2 separate regions of the Homo sapiens genome follow, and region 1 is linked to region 2. Evidence: read pairs that join two places in POLR2A ChIA-PET (ENCODE). Cell type or tissue: A673. All regions are shown on one strand.

Evidence for each region. ChIA-PET counts read pairs that join two places held together with the same protein. Peaks named below come from ENCODE experiments on the same cell type or tissue, not always from the same donor. Only the 100,000 strongest peaks of a DNase experiment are listed, where the experiment ranks them.
Region 1: POLR2A ChIA-PET joins it to region 2 with 11 read pairs; 4 of 35 experiments call an interaction of 5 or more read pairs at or near these places.

Annotation. Positions count from the first base shown.
Region 1 is chr7:100,351,885-100,359,884 of GRCh38, forward strand. It overlaps PILRB (paired immunoglobin like type 2 receptor beta), which reads left to right and starts at 6,233. Exons shown (of 4, transcript NM_178238.4): 1 at 6,233-6,482; 2 at 6,806-7,195; 3 at 7,453-7,653. The coding sequence starts at 6,419. It overlaps STAG3L5P-PVRIG2P-PILRB (STAG3L5P-PVRIG2P-PILRB readthrough), which reads left to right. Exons shown (of 17, transcript NR_036570.1): 7 at 378-594; 8 at 680-1,030; 9 at 1,113-1,239; 10 at 1,326-1,386; 11 at 1,489-1,599; 12 at 3,259-3,356; 13 at 4,866-4,999; 14 at 6,336-6,482; 15 at 7,015-7,195; 16 at 7,453-7,653. It overlaps MIR6840 (microRNA 6840), which reads left to right and starts at 4,767; the gene lies at 4,767-4,837. It also overlaps the pseudogene PVRIG2P. In A673, no CTCF peak of the experiment used is centred here; no DNase peak of the experiment used is centred here.
Region 2 is chr7:100,087,966-100,095,965 of GRCh38, forward strand. COPS6 (COP9 signalosome subunit 6) reads left to right here and starts at 1,004. Exons shown (of 10, transcript NM_006833.5): 1 at 1,004-1,101; 2 at 1,325-1,450; 3 at 1,650-1,781; 4 at 2,434-2,522; 5 at 2,627-2,689; 6 at 2,937-2,984; 7 at 3,073-3,187; 8 at 3,273-3,365; 9 at 3,455-3,555; 10 at 3,684-4,222. The coding sequence starts at 1,026. The coding sequence ends at 3,824. It overlaps MCM7 (minichromosome maintenance complex component 7), which reads right to left. Exons shown (of 15, transcript NM_005916.5): 11 at 7,809-8,000; 12 at 7,422-7,505; 13 at 6,208-6,376; 14 at 5,327-5,436; 15 at 4,763-5,168. The coding sequence ends at 4,967. MIR25 (microRNA 25) reads right to left here and starts at 5,678; the gene lies at 5,595-5,678. It overlaps MIR93 (microRNA 93), which reads right to left and starts at 5,882; the gene lies at 5,803-5,882. It also overlaps MIR106B. RefSeq lists a silencer at 864-1,053 and enhancers at 1,204-1,895, 1,402-2,601, 3,461-3,755, 7,536-8,000. In A673, no CTCF peak of the experiment used is centred here; DNase peaks (open chromatin) are centred at 956, 2,806 and 3,586; H3K4me3 peaks cover 1,563 bases; H3K27ac peaks cover 5,191 bases.

The DNA.
Region 1 (8,000 bases), 260 kb after region 2:
GTGGGCGAGCCAGGCTGGGGGTTGTGGGGGAGGCCTGGGTTGCAGGTTTAAGCGTGGGACCCACGTCAGATTGGTGGTGGGTCATGCATGCTGGGGTGGCTCTCAGGTCCTCCCTGCTGGCTTCCCACTCCCAGGGGCTTTCTCCTCCCAGATTCCTTAGCTGGGTGAGGGGCAGGACAGAGCCCTTTCCTAGGGAAGCCCGGCACCCCCTGCTGTCCAGGGAAGGGGAGTCCTTCTAGCCCCTGACAGCTTCTCTGCCCCTCCCCTGGCCTCCCCAGGCCTAGCCAGGGTTGAGTTCTCACCCACCTGTGCCGCCCTGCCTTGTTACCTGGAAGCACAGCCTTGGGGACTGAGCAGGCCCTCACTGTCACTTTAAGAAGGGAATCAGCCACTTTGTGCTCACCACCTCTGGGGAAGGTGTGAGAGGAGAGAAGGAAGTGGCTGTTTGGCTGCTGACAACATGAAGACTTCCTGCGATGAGAACAGAGGCACAGGTGCCGGCCCTGCAGCCCCCAGAACCCGGACTGGAGGGGGCCATGGGGCGCCGGACCCTGGCCCTGCCCTGGGTGCTGCTGACCCTGCGTGTCACTGCAGGTGAGTGCCGGCACCAGAGAGGGGCAGGGGCTGCAGGGAGGGTGATGTAGGACGACAGCCCACCCACCTTGCTGCTGTTCCACAGGGACCCCGGAGGTGTGAGTACAAGTTCGGATGGAGGCCACCGAGCTCTCGTCCTTCACCATCCGTTGTGGGTTCCTGGAGTCTGGCTCCATCTCCCTGGTGACTGTGAGCAGGGGGGGCCCCGATGGTGCTGGGGGGACCACGCTGGCTGTGTTGCACCCGGAACTTGGCATCCAGCAATGGGCCCCTGCTCGCCAGGCCCGCTGGGAAACCCAGAGCAGCATCTCTCTCATCCTGGAAGGCTCTGGGGCCAGCAGCCCCTGCGCCAACACCACCTTCTGCTGCAAGTTTGCGTCCTTCCCTGAGGGCTCCTGGGAGGCCTGTGGGAGCCTCCCGCCCAGCTCAGACCCAGGTGGGGCCGGGGTGAGGGGTCCAGGAGGGCAGGGAGGGGCTCGGGAACTGGCCATCCATCTGATTCTTGCCTCTGTGCCCAGGGCTCTCTGTCCCGCCGACTCCTGCCCCCATTCTGCGGGCAGACCTGGCCGGGATCTTGGGGGTCTCAGGAGTCCTTCTCTTTGACTGTGGCTACCTCCTTCATCTGCTGTGCCGACAGAAGCACCGGTGAGACCTGGGCCCTGTCCACGTCCCCCTGACACTGGGCTGGCCACATGCCGTGCAGAGCTCTGACCATCCTTGCTCTCTCCCAGCCCTGCCCCTAGGCTCCAGCCATCCCACACCAGCTCCTAGGCACTGAGAGCACGAGCATGGGTGAGGAGGGGGGCTGCTTTGGGGATGAGGTGGCAGGGGTAGGGGGGGCCAGGGCTGGGCCCAAGCTGTACAGACTCACTTGATCCTCCTTCCCCCGCGCAGGCACCCAGCCAGGCCTCCCAGGCTGCTCTCCACGTCCCTTATGCCACTATCAACACCAGCTGCTGCCCAGCTACTTTGGACACAGCTCACCCCCGACAGGGGGCCGTCCTGGTGGGCATCACTCCCCACCCACACCGCACACTGGCCCCAGGGCCCTGCTGCCTGGGCCTCCACATCCATCCCTGCACATGGCAGCTTTGTCTCTGTTGAGAATGGACTCTACGCTTAGGCTGGGCAGAGGCCTCCCTGCACTGGTCCTGGCCTCACTCTTTTCCCTGACCCTTGGGGCCCAGGGCCATGGAGGGACCCTTAGGAGTTCAATGAGAGAGACCATGAGGCCACTGGGCTTTCCCCTTCCCAGGCCTCCTGGGTGCCACCCCCTTACGTTATTCTTGGGCCTCTAATAAGTGTCCCACAGGTGCCTGGCCAGGCCCACCTGCTGCAGATGTGGTCTGTGTGTGTGCATGTGTGGGTGTGTGTGGGCACAGGTGTGAGTGTGTGAGCAACAGTACCCCATTCCAGTCGTTTCCTGCTGTGACTAAGTCAGCAACACAGTTCCTCTGACATGGGCCTTGGCTGTGCTTCTTTGGGGGTGAAGAGATTGGGGAGGAAGTCTCCACCCCTGGGAGGCAGAAGCCAGGTGAGAACCAGAGTGGGTTGGGGCCTCCTTGCAGGGCTGGGTTTGGCCCAGGGAGAGGGCAGTGTCCCAGTCTTAGAGATCTGTCCTGGCTTCTTGGGGTGGCGGGGGGTTGGGGGAGCTTCCTGAGGGACACCTGTGGCTTCCTAGACAGAATTGGGGGATCCCAGCGGGATGGTCCCTGCTGCAATCCCACCATGTCCTAGGACAGCAGCAAGGGTTCCTGGGGCTTCAGCCTGAGAAAAGTCCCTGTGATTTGACCTGGCGTCCCTCTGCCGGGCTCCCTGCTGTGGCCTGGGCTAGAGTCCTGATGCCCTCCTTCCACAGCTGGCATCAGGCAGGGCTGGAAAGTAGGAGGACTTGCCTGAAATCTGGCTGGATTTCAGAGCCTTGCTCTGTCACCCAGGCTGGAGTGCATTGGCACGATCTTGGCTTACTTCAACCTCCACCTCCCGGGTTCTAGTGATTCTCCTGCGTCAGCCTCCCGAGTAGCTGGGACTACGGATGTGCACCATCGTGTCCGCTAATTTTTGTATTTTTTTTTTTTTTTTCAGTAGAGACGGGTTTCACCATGTTTGGCTGGGCTGGTCTCGAACTCCTGACCTCAGGTGATCCACCCACCTTGGCCTCCCAAAGTGCTGAGATTACAGACTTGAGCCACGGTGCCCCGCCTGAATAGGAGCTTCTTAATCAAAATTTCAGCATGGCTCTGGGTCAAAATTGACCAGCTGATTTAATAAGTTGATGTAAAAATTTTACAGTCAGCTACCCCTGGGAGGGGGAGTCTCTCCCTAGTCAGTGAGGCACCAGATGCCAGAGCATTGGCAATGTACAAGGGGCTCAGCCCTGTGGCTCATATGTGTAATCCCAGCACACTGAGAGGATGCCTTGAGCCTGGGAGATTGAGGCCAGCCTGGGTAACAGTGACACCACGTCTCTGCAAAAAAGAAAATTAGGGGAGAACTGTGGTGCGTGCCTATAGTCCCACCTACAGGCAGAGCGAGACCATGTCCCCCACTAAAAAGAGGCCAAGAATGCAGGAAATATAGATAATATGGGCCCTGTGATGGGTGGAGGCCAAATAGATCAATACAGAATTGAAGAAGACACAGAGCACTTGTATTTCCCTTCAGGCATAGCGCGCTGGCTAGGACTCCAGTACCGTGAAGGGAGGCAGTGAGAGCAGACATCTGTGCCTCATTCCTGATCTCAAGGGGAAAGCAAGAACAAGGTGGGTGCCAAGGAGGGGCAAGGGGCTGGGGCAGGCATAGACGTGGCTGGTGAGGAAAGGAGGATAGTTGTTGGGGGAAGGTGGGGACATACAAGCAGCAGTTCTCAAAATGGGCAGGGTCCTGGCCCCCTCCCTGCCTCTGCTGAACACTGCATCCCATGCCTCTCCCATGGCCACCTGCTGGGCTAACGGGCTGGATTTAGACTCTGCCCATGTTGGAATCATGCCCTCCTCCAGGGCCGGTGCCTCCCAAAACCCCCCTCTGAGAGAGAGCCACAGCCCCAGGCTTAGCCCCAGGCCCTGTCACTGCTGTTGGGGGAGGGAGGATGAACCATCCGGGAGGCCTCACACCATTCCAGAGCAGAAATCCTGACACAAAAGGAATCTCCCATGGGGGTTCAGCTGGGTCCAGAGCCCGGAAAGTGACATAAACACGCACCTTGCATCTAAGGAGAATGCACGTGGCGGTACCGGGCCTGAGGCCCCTGGGGAGTATGTACCCTCCAGAGCTACCCAGAGGCTGTTGGCTAAAAGTTCTATGTGGCCCCCTCCTTGGGCAGCCTGGTAAGCAGGTGACCTTCTAGCTGGGTCCCATGGGCCACGGGCAAGGCAGGAATGGAACGAAGAGTCAGTCCTCAGTGGCTGGGTGTTGTATCCCATGCCTATAATCCCAGCACTTTGGGAGGCTGAGGTGGGCAGATCACTTGAGGCCAGGAGTTTGAGACCAGCCTGGCCAACATGGTGAAACCCTGTCTCTACTAAAAATATAAAAATTAGCTGGGTGTGGTGGCACACACCTGTAATTCCCAGCTACTTGGAAGGCTGAGGCAGGAGAATTACTTGAACCCAGGAAGCAGAGGTTACCGTGAGCCAAGATCACACCATTGCACTCCAGCCTGGGCAACACAGCGAGAATCCATCTCAAAAAAAAAAAACAAAAAGTCCTCAGGCAGGGTGGGCCACCCTCTTGAGGCCTTGCCCAAACAGCCAGGGGGTCCCTTGTCCTCTTTTCGGCCCACCTTTGCAGGTGGGACCAGTTCAGTCCAAAGCCCCGGTGCCTCAGTTTCCCTGTGGGTTGAACAAGGAGAATGAGGTGTATAGGGCCTGGCTCAGACGGAGGGGTTTCCTGAGCATGGGGAGCCTGTTTCCTCAGACCTGTGAAGGGAAGGAGGGTGGATCGGCCTGACTGGCCCTGGGAAGCACAGAGGAGCCTACTGGGACCAGGGAAGAGACTGACAAGAGAAGGGAGGCCTGTCCCTGCCTGCTTCTGTCTCAAGAAGATTGTTATCACTTCCTCTGGTGAAATCCTGCCTTCCTGTCCCCACGGCCCCTCAGCTGATGCCACCTTACTCTGGAGAGGATGGGCAGAGCCTCCTATGGAGGGAGCCCTGTGGGTCACCAAAGCTCCAGTGACCACCCCCGGGCAAAGACCTGCAGATCCCCTGTTAGAGACGGGCCCAGGACTTTGTGCGGGGTGCCCACTGTTGCTCTGAGCCTTCACTTCCTCAGGGAGGCTTCCTCAGGATCTCGAACCTGCGGAAGGAGGACCAGTCTGTGTACTTCTGCCAAGTCCAGCTGGACATACAGATCAGGGAGGCTGTCGTGGCAGTCCATCAAGGGGACCCACCTCACCATCACCCAGGGTGAGTCCAGCTGCCCTGGCACCAAGGAACCTTCCTGGTTCAGCCATAGGCTCAGGTGTGTGGAGGGAATGACCTGAGGGGCTGTATGAGGGAACAACCTCCTGGGGCTCCCCTATGCCTGAGTTCCTGCAACTCAGAAGTTGAGGCCCAGAGATCCAGGTAGAGGGGGCTCCAGTCCTGGGACTGCCCTGCAAGTCATGTGGCCTGGGACAGGGCTTCTCCAAGCTCTGTCCCCTCCTGTGTAGGGCAGGGAGGTCAGAGGGGACCCTGCAGATCCAGTCTCATGTCTGGGGGTCAAGGGGTGGCCTCGAGAGGGACCAGTCTCTGTGTAGGGGACCGTCAGCCCCCTCACCCCTTGAGCAAGACTGTGGTCCCTGCACCAAGGGAGCAGGCCTGGGGTGGGAAGAGGCCAGCTGGGCTGTGGTGGTGCCTGGGGACTGCATGGGAGCCCCTGCCAGGGAGGGAGAGGGACAGAGGACAAGCTGGGGGCTCTGGTGCTTGGGCTGGGGGCTGAGCGCCTGTGACCTCCACTGGCTTCCTCCTTCTCCTCTCTGAGGACTGAATCTGGGGTGCAGCAGAGCACAGACTCAGGCCCGCCTTTCCTCTCCCTGAAAGAGCCTGCGCTGGCCTTGGACAGAGAAAGGGATGAGAAGTGAGGCTGAGTGCGGTGGGGTCTGCAGGGATCCAGGTGGGAGGGGCCCAGCCAGCCAAGGTGAGGCCCAGCCCCTCAGCAGGAAGATGGGCACTGGGGCCCTTGGGCAGGGCTGACTTGACACTTTTGTGTGACTTGAGCCACTGTGCCCAGCCTGAACACCCTTTCCTGGTAAAACACTCCACAAACCAGGAAGAGAAGGAATGTACTGCAACAAAATAAAGGCCAGTCATGCAAGGCCCATGGCTGAAAGTCTTTCAGTCATTTTAGATGAAAGACTGAAATCTTTGCCTCCAAGATCAGGAACAAGAGAAGGATGCCCGCTCTCACTACTTCTATTCAACACAGGATTTGAAGTCAGGCCGGGCACAGTGGCTCACGCCTGTAATCCCAGCACTTTTGGAGGCTGAGGCGGGCAGATTACTTGAGCCTATGAGTGTGAGACCACCCTGGCCAACATGGCAAAACCCCATCTCTACTAAAAAAAAAAAAAAAAAAAGGATTTGAAGTCCTGGCCGGAGCAATTAGGCAAGGGATAAAAAGGCACCTAAGGCCCTTTTGCAATAAGAAGCCAGATGGATAAAGGAAGTGCTGGTCACCCTGGAGGTGTACTGGTTTGGGGAAGGTCCCCGGCCCCCACAGCCCTCTGGGGAGCCTCACCCTGGCTCTCCCCACTCACCTCAGCCCTCAGGCAGCCCCTCCACAGGGCCCCTCTCCTGCCTGGACAGCTCTGCTGGTCTCCCCGTCCCCTGGAGAAGAACAAGGCCATGGGTCGGCCCCTGCTGCTGCCCCTGCTGCTCCTGCTGCAGCCGCCAGCATTTCTGCAGCCTGGTGAGTACCCAGGACCGCCCAGGTATGGTCTCTGCCCAAACCACAGGAGGGGCCAACCCAAGACAAAGGCAGAACATCTGGGGCAGGGGCCAGGCTCCCACCTCCAGCAAACAAGGGCGGGTCCCATAGGGGTGGGTGCCGCCATCTCTTCCCCCTCCACCCTCCCCCATGCCTGAAGAGTGGGAGACCCAGGCCAGAGGTCAGTCCAGCCACCTGTCACACGACTGCCTGTGGGTGAAGGTGTGGGAGGGTCTGGGGTCACCCTCTTTGTGTCCTGAGGTGGTTTCAAGGTCTCTCCCCCACTCACTCCCTCCTTCCTCTAGGTGGCTCCACAGGATCTGGTCCAAGCTACCTTTATGGGGTCACTCAACCAAAACACCTCTCAGCCTCCATGGGTGGCTCTGTGGAAATCCCCTTCTCCTTCTATTACCCCTGGGAGTTAGCCATAGTTCCCAACGTGAGAATATCCTGGAGACGGGGCCACTTCCACGGGCAGTCCTTCTACAGCACAAGGCCGCCTTCCATTCACAAGGATTATGTGAACCGGCTCTTTCTGAACTGGACAGAGGGTCAGGAGAGCGGCTTCCTCAGGATCTCAAACCTGCGGAAGGAGGACCAGTCTGTGTATTTCTGCCGAGTCGAGCTGGACACCCGGAGATCAGGGAGGCAGCAGTTGCAGTCCATCAAGGGGACCAAACTCACCATCACCCAGGGTGAGTCCAGCTGCCCTGACACCTGCCTTGCCCACCGCAGTGAGGGTTTTGGTGACCACTGATGTCTTCACATTTAAACCCAGTGGTCTGGATTGAGAGCTGTTAGCATTTCACCTTGCTACCCCTTCCATGTCTGGGCTTCTGAGAGCAGCTTGCTCATCCTGAATGTCCCCAATCTAGAAAGCAGCACACCATGCCTTTCATCCAGACGCCCCACACCCCCAGAAGAGGGTCTGCTCATTCCTCATCTCTTCCAGCTGTCACAACCACCACCACCTGGAGGCCCAGCAGCACAACCACCATAGCCGGCCTCAGGGTCACAGAAAGCAAAGGGCACTCAGAATCATGGCACCTAAGTCTGGACACTGCCATCAGGGTTGCATTGGCTGTCGCTGTGCTCAAAACTGTCATTTTGGGACTGCTGTGCCTCCTCCTCCTGTGGTGGAGGAGAAGGAAAGGTAAGTGCCCAGAACGCACTGTCTCCTCAAGCTTCCCAGCTGGGGGTTTCTCTGAGCCCACCTGCAGCTAAGGGACTTCAGAAATATGCAGACCCTGCTGGCTCCCCTCAAGCCCACCAAGGCCGACTCTGGCCTGTGCTGGGGCGTCTGCATCTCGGGGGCCTCCTGCAGTGGGGTGGTGCAGGGTCACATGTGAGAACCCCCAGCCTGGGCGCGGTGGCTCATGCCTGTAATCCCAGCACTTTGGGAGCCCAAGGCAGGTGGATCACAAGGCCAAGAGATCAAGACCATCCTGGCCAACATGGTGACACCCCATGTCTACTAAAAATACAAAAATTAGCTGGGCA
Region 2 (8,000 bases):
CTTGGTGTTCTCATGGCTCCAATTTGTTTGGACCTGACAATGTGATTTTGTCCTGGTATCTGCAACTTTCACAAGATGGAGCAACTAACTCAACACCAGATTCCACCCCTAATTATTCCTTCATTCACTCAAAAAGTATCTAGGCTCCAATGTGTCAGGCACCGTGTTGGTCACAGGGGATACCATGATGAACAAGAGAAGGAACCACAGGCTTTTGAATGGGAAACTAAAGCATGTGAAAAACACACGGAGAGCTGGGTGCGGTGGCTCATGCCTGTAATCCCAGTGCTTTGGGAGGCTGAGGATGGAGGATCTCTTCTGCCCGGGAGTTGGAGACCAGCCTGGACAACCTAGTGAGACCCCCGTCTCTATCAAAATAAAAACAAATAATAAAATTAGCTGGGTGCGGTGGGGTGCGCCTGTAGTCCCAGCTACTCGGGAGGCTGAACTGGGAGGATCACTTGAGCCCAGGAGTTTGAGGGTGCAGTGAGCTGACATCAGGCCACTGCACTCCAGCCTGGGCGACAGAGCGAGACCCTGTCTCAAACAAAACAAAACAAACCACCACCACCACCAGACATGAGGGCCAGTGCAGCTGAAGCCTGAAGATCAAGGGCTAGAAGAGGCCAGGCCGGGGCCAGATCAGGCAGGGCCTTGCAGGTTGTGGTTAGTTGTTTGGATTTTATTGTGAGGGAAATAACACGACATGTCATTCCTTCTGCAACAGCCTTAAGAACTAGGCGTTCTTATCCCAATTTCACAGACGAGGACGATCAAGTCGTTAATTTGTCAAAGGTCACCCGCAGGCGACAGGCGGGGACAGGGTCTGGGAAAACCCGCTAGGCACCGAGGCCCAGAGGGCGTCGGGCGTCCCCGCACCGAGTGCCGCCCGCCGCGACCCGGGAACTGCCTGCTCCCCGGACGCCAGGCCCGCCGCACGCCGCGGGGACACCGAACATGCGCCGCTCGCCTTACGGAAGCCGGGAAGGAAGGGGGCGGGGCCGAGGCTGGCGGGCGCGGGGAAAATGGCGGCGGCGGCGGCGGCGGCTGCAGCTACGAACGGGACCGGAGGAAGCAGCGGGATGGAGGTGGATGCAGCAGGTAACGGGCCGTGCGGGGGTGGCTTCCGGAGACCTCCTTCAGGGGTTCGTTGAGGCCTCCCTGTGCTCCCGGGAGAAGGGAGGAGGGCGGAGCAGCAACATCTTTCCCTGGGATAAGTTACGGGAGGAAAGTGTGGCCCGGGCTCCGCCGTCCCCCACTGCCATCTCCAGGGAAGAACGTGGGGCCCGGACTCTCACCCTCTCTCCTTTCCCTCCACCCTTAGTAGTCCCCAGCGTGATGGCCTGCGGAGTGACTGGGAGTGTTTCCGTCGCTCTCCATCCCCTTGTCATTCTCAACATCTCAGACCACTGGATCCGCATGCGCTCCCAGGAGGGGCGGCCTGTGCAGGGTGAGTGTTGGGCATAGACTCCAGTCTCTTCTCCTTGCTCACCTCCCCCAGGCAGTGGTCTTTTCCCCTTCCTCTACTGGAGCCAATTCCCCCTCCCCCAAATCATCGTTTCCCCAATACATGGTTCCCACTGATCTCAGACCCTCAGGTCATAGAAGTTTCTTTACCCTCACCTTTTCCATGTCATTCTCTTTCCCAGTGATTGGGGCTCTGATTGGCAAGCAGGAGGGCCGAAATATCGAGGTGATGAACTCCTTTGAGCTGCTGTCCCACACCGTGGAAGAGAAGATTATCATTGACAAGGAATATTATTACACCAAGGAGGAGCAGTGTGAGAGTGGAATAGATGTGGGGAAGAGGAGTGGGAGTTAAAAAAAAAATGTACAGGGTGGGGAAGATGGAGAGGGTTGGAAAGAAACAGGAGAGGAGACCAAGAACAGGGGAGAAAAAGTGAAGAGTAGCTGGAGAGATCTCAGAAAAAGAAAACGTTCAGAGTTCTTTCTCAAAAGAAAGCAAAGGATGAGAGGAGACAGGATAGAAGGGAGTAGTTATTCTAAACTGAGCCAGGATTTGAGGAGGGAGGAGAGAAGCTGGTGAAAATACACCAGGAGCTTCACATTGAGGAAGGATGGTTTAAAGAATTACTATGTCAGGCCGGGCTCAGTGACTCATGCCTCTAATCCCAGCACTTTGGGAGGCCGAGGTGGGTGGATCATGAGGTCAGGAGTTCAAGACCAGCCTGGCAAACATAGTGAAACCCCACCTCTACTAAAAATACAAAAATTAGTCTGGCATGGTGGTGCGTGCCTGTAGTCCCAGCTACGCGGGATGCTGAGGCAGGAGAATTGCTTGAACCTGGGAGGCGGAGGTTGTGGTGAGCTGAGATCATGCCACTGCACTCCAGCCTGGGCAACAGAGCGAGATTCCGTCTCAGAAAAAAAAAAAAAAAGAATTACTATATGTTCTGGCCCCTTCCCCTCTAGTTAAACAGGTGTTCAAGGAGCTGGAGTTTCTGGGTTGGTATACCACAGGGGGGCCACCTGACCCCTCGGACATCCACGTCCATAAGCAGGTATGCATGCTCACACCTGTGCATGCTGGGGCAGAGAATGGAGAATGAGGGGAAGGAGAAAGGTAGGGGGCACTGACTTCCTGTGCATTGTCCCTCTCTTCCAGGTGTGTGAGATCATCGAGAGCCCCCTCTTTCTGAAGTTGAACCCTATGACCAAGCACACAGATGTGAGTAATACTCCATGCCTACTCTGTCATGATTGTCGCTATACCTTTTACTGTGTGACACTCCTCTATTGGGGAATGCCAGATGCCACTTACCAGCTGTGACTCTGGCTTAGTCATTTAATCTCCAAACTGTGAAAGGAGGTAATCCCTACTTCATTGGTTTCTTGGGAAGATGAGAGGAAATGTGTAAAAGCAGCTAGCCCAAATGTTGGCATATAGTGTTCAGGTTTCTCCGTCTCCTTCACAGCTTCCTGTCAGCGTTTTTGAGTCTGTCATTGATATAATCAATGGAGAGGTAATACCCTACCCTTCAACCCTCAGATCCTGCTCTTGGCCTCTTTCCTGCTTTTGATTCTCCCTTTGTGGGTTACCTTGCCCTGTAGGCCACAATGCTGTTTGCTGAGCTGACCTACACTCTGGCCACAGAGGAAGCGGAACGCATTGGTGTAGACCACGTAGCCCGAATGACAGCAACAGGCAGTGGAGAGAACTCCACTGGTAATGGAGGGGATTCCTTGGAAGTGGGGTTGGAAGGTGTGGCCACATCCCGTCTCAACCTCCTCCTGTCCTCATCCCCTTGCAGTGGCTGAACACCTGATAGCACAGCACAGCGCCATCAAGATGCTGCACAGCCGCGTCAAGCTCATCTTGGAGTACGTCAAGGCCTCTGAAGCGGGTAGGACAGGGGCTTCCCTGGCATTCTTCCTCTCCCTCCTGGGGAAGTGACAGCATCCAAACTAATGTAGTCTCTTTTTGTGCCTTTAGGAGAGGTCCCCTTTAATCATGAGATCCTGCGGGAGGCCTATGCTCTGTGTCACTGTCTCCCGGTGCTCAGCACAGACAAGTTCAAGACAGATTTTTATGATGTGAGTGTAAAACCCGGATGGGGAGGCGGGGCTTATGCTGTCACTTTCACGTGCAGGACTGGGGACTGTTGTTCCCCGGGCATGCCACGAGGGATCCCGAGGAACTGGTCCTTTCTGTTCCCTCCCAGCAATGCAACGACGTGGGGCTCATGGCCTACCTCGGCACCATCACCAAAACGTGCAACACCATGAACCAGTTTGTGAACAAGTTCAATGTCCTCTACGACCGACAAGGCATCGGCAGGAGAATGCGCGGGCTCTTTTTCTGATGAGGGTACTTGAAGGGCTGATGGACAGGGGTCAGGCAACTATCCCAAAGGGGAGGGCACTACACTTCCTTGAGAGAAACCGCTGTCATTAATAAAAGGGGAGCAGCCCCTGAGCACCCCTGCTGGTGGCTCTGTCCTCTGTTAGGCACCACACTGGTTGGTCAACTTGGATGTTCATCGAGGCTCATTCTGGCCTTGCTCAGAAGCCCTTCTGATGCTCTTCAGTGAGGGAGGCACTACCATTTGAAGTGACCCCATGTCAGTCACATGGACTGGTCTTTAGCAAAGTCCAAGGCTGCCTGCTTCCACCTAAGTGGTCTCTGTTCTACACTTTAATGTCACCCTCTACATCATCTTACCTAGCCCACCCAACCTTATAAACATGATAATTGACTACTTTCCTGAGCTAAATTAACTTGTTTTTCACATACGCAAAAAAGAAGGGATAGTAAGCAGATTTTTATTAGAAAGAAGTCCAAGCCTTGATCCTGTGGGCACTGTGAATTACCAGGAGGGAGAGTTTCTCAATGACCGTTTACTACATATTTTGGAGAGGCAGCTAGGAAGTGGTCTAAAGGTTGGGATTGCTGTATGTGATCACTTGTGCTGATTTTCATCACCCGCTAACCAGAGCTTTAGAGTGGGAGTTGGGAACTAAGTAATGACCTGTCTGCTAGAAAAGGGGAAAAACCAAGAGACCCTGCATTTCATACTGGCGCCATATCCCCAGAGCCTGACTTGCACACAGGCAGTATAAGACCAAATAAGGGAGTCGGGGGGCTCAAAAAGTGGAGCCCCATCTTAAGTATCTCCAAACAGCAGGGACCGCTTAGTCCTTGCCGCATCCCCAGTGTCTATACTGGGGGCCTGGCAGGGAGATGCACTTTACTCAGGTAATTTACTGAGTGGATGAAATAGCATAAAAACGAACAGGAATCTAAAAAACGCACAAAACCCTGTTTTAATGGAAGTCAGGCCCAGGCTAGAAGATGACAATCTACAAACACTTTTATTAGCAAAAGGAGTAAGTGCAGCATGGGAGAAAGAGGGGCTCCTCCTTCCCCTCAAAGGCATCACTGCCCCTTCCCAAGGGGCAGGCCAGCAGGGAACAAGAGGACCCCAGGGTTGCAAGCAGGCTGGAATCAGACAAAAGTGATCCGTGTCCGGGAAGCATTGACCTGCCAGACATTGAGCTCCTCATATTCATCCAGAGCCGCCTGGAACTGGGCGGGTGTGAAGCCACGAGATACACAGCGCTGCTCTGCCTCAGAGAACCGGACACTTCGGCCCCCTGAGACCAGTTCACGGACGGTGGCAAATATCACATCTGCTGGTCTCTGAGTCCTGAAGGAAATGAGTGGGTGTGTAAGGTCAGGATACAAACAGGAATGCTCGACATCAACAGAGAACAATGGTGGCCAGTGTTAGAATTGAGGCCAACCTCAGACACATGGCCACAGAAGACAAAGTGACACAGCTTTGTCCTTCACTAAACCACTCACCTAGCTGTCTGCCCCTTGTCTCCTAGAAGAGAGTCCTTTGACATCTCCATTAGCCTGATGGCTTCATTCACATCTTCTTTCTCCACCACATCCACCATTCTCAGACGTGCCTAAGGGGAAGGTAGGGGGGAAAGATGGGAACGGGAGGAGGGCAGTGGAACGAGGTCAGGGGACACCCTTGTTCTGGCTTTAAGGCTGGGCAGCCCATGGGTCGCCTACTCACAAAACAGGAGTGGAATCCCCCCTCCCCCCAGCATCCGCAGTGTTGGGCCGGCACTGTCAGACCGAGACAAGTGCAATGCCCAGGGCAGCGTCCAGCAATTGCCCAAGTCTCCGCCTCTCAACACTGGCCAGTCCCGGAGTTCAGCTGTCCTGTGAGGGAGACCAGACCCTTTTGAACGCCACTGGGCTCCCCAGCATGACAGATGGAGCTTGGGGAGCTCAGCCAAGAAGACAATTGGCAGAGAGAACGTGTCCCGGGGGCTCGGGAAGTGCTAGCTCAGCAGTAGGTTGGGTAATCACACTACCTGCACGAACAGCACTTTGGAGCCCCCAGGACTGAGGTCCAAGACGGGAGGACAGAAAGGAAGGTCTGTAGCACAGGATCTAGGACACATGGAGTGAAACAGACCCCAACCACCCTCTCAGTGAAGGTTAAGAAGTGGGGAAAAGGCCTTTCCCTCCACGGACGCTGTGCGTGCCCTGCTGGAGCAGCAAGTACCCACAGTGCGGTAGCACGGAGAGGACCACTATCTGCACTGTCAGCACTTTAGCCCCGGCAGGGCTGGAGCGGGAGGTGGGGAGGCGGCAATGAGAGCACGGTAAGGAGCTACCCCTTTAAGGGTCAAAACAGATGGCCCTCCAGCAATTTGGGCACTTACCAGAGCAGTGGAAAGGCGCAGGATAGCCAGCAGGGTCCGGGCAGAAGTATAGGTGGCATCCTTACTAGCCCAAGCCTCTCGCCTCATCTCCACGTATGCTGCTGTGATGTAGTCAGCCAGAGACTCTGGCACCATGGGCTGCTTCTCGCGGCACATGGCTATGTAACGCCTGTGGGGGAAGGTTCATGGGGAAGCAGAAGAGGGAGATGGGGAAGGGAGTGAATATGAGCCCATGTTGTTTTCTGTACCAGGGCTCCCCATTTAACATGGTCCCCTCCAAGAATTTTAAGTGGAAAACACAAATTAGTGGGTGATTATTTGCTTGGCTTGAATATCACTGATGGATTTCACCAAACGTATAGCCCCCACCAGTATCCTCCAAGTTATTTCCTATTTTTTTCGGGAAAATGGCCTTTGTAAGACAAATCCGTCTGTCATTAAGAGAGGATCCAGACCCCTCCTCTGAGCGCATGACATGGCAAAACATATATTTTATTTAAAGAGAACTGTTTACAGAATATTTAAAAGGGAGTAAAAACCGGAAAGAACACTGGAGGCTCATGGGAAAATAGCGATAGAGATTATCATCCAGAATGCCTGGGAGCAGGTGTTTTAAACTTTAAATTTTGGAGTATTTGCATATGCATGAGATAGCTTGGGGATGGGACTCCAGTCTAAACATGAAATTCACCTGTATTTCATATACAACTGATACACATAACCTGAAGGTAATTTTATTAAAAATATTTTTGTGGGCCAGGAGCAGTGGTTCATGCCTGTAATCCCAGCACTTTGGGAGGCAGAGGTGGGCATCCTGGCCAACATGGTGAAACTGCTCTCTACTAAAATACAAAAAATTAACCAGGCGTGGTGGCGTGCGCCTGTAATCCCAGCTACTCAGGAGGCTGAGGCAGGAGAATCGCTTGAATCTGGGAGGCAGAGGTTGCAGAGAGCTGAGATCACTACACTCCAGCCTGGGTGACAGAGCAAGACTTCGTCTCAAAAAAAATAAATAGTGTAGGAAACAAAATTTCCTGTGTCCCTATGATATGAAGTGTGGAATTTTCCACTTAAAAGCTGATCTGAGGCTCTGGACATGTCTGTAGCGGGAAGTGGTGGTGTGAAAAACACACACCCTAAGACTAATAAGCACTTTTTCAGGAGGCTCGCACGGCCCACGCCAACGTTTGCCCACCCGCACCCAGCTCTCCTACCTCATGAGCTTCATGTCCAGAGGTTCAAACTGGGAGGGGGGCTGCCGGCTGTGCTGGTGCACATAGGTGATGTGCTGGGCCAACCTGGACAGAGGGAAGGTTAGAAGGAACACCCTTTTTAGGGCTACGCACCCATGTCCTCTTAGGTGTCCCTCCTTTGGCTCTGCCACTTCCTCACAGTGTAGGAGGGACAAGCTTTCCCGGGAAATCCTCATCAGCATTTCAGCCCCAACCCACCATTTCCCTGAGAACCATGGACCAGCCCCTGCTGCAAAGGGGAGGCTCTGGGGTTTCCAGGAGCGTGGAATTTGTTTTCTGATTCACCTCTCCTCCTCCCTACACAGATCATTACAGGGGACCTCTCTTTGGGTGTTGAGCTTCATTCACCGTAGGTCATTGTCTCGGTCGGGCCGGTCCTGAATCAGCCAGAGGAGGTCAAACCGGGAGAGCAGTGCAGCAGGTAGCTGTATGTTCTGCTCCAGGCTGCGGCGAGGGTTGTAGCGCCCGTAGGCAGGGTTGGCGGCAGCCAGGATGGAGCAGCGGGCATTGAGTGTGGTGAGAATGCCGGCCTTGGCAATG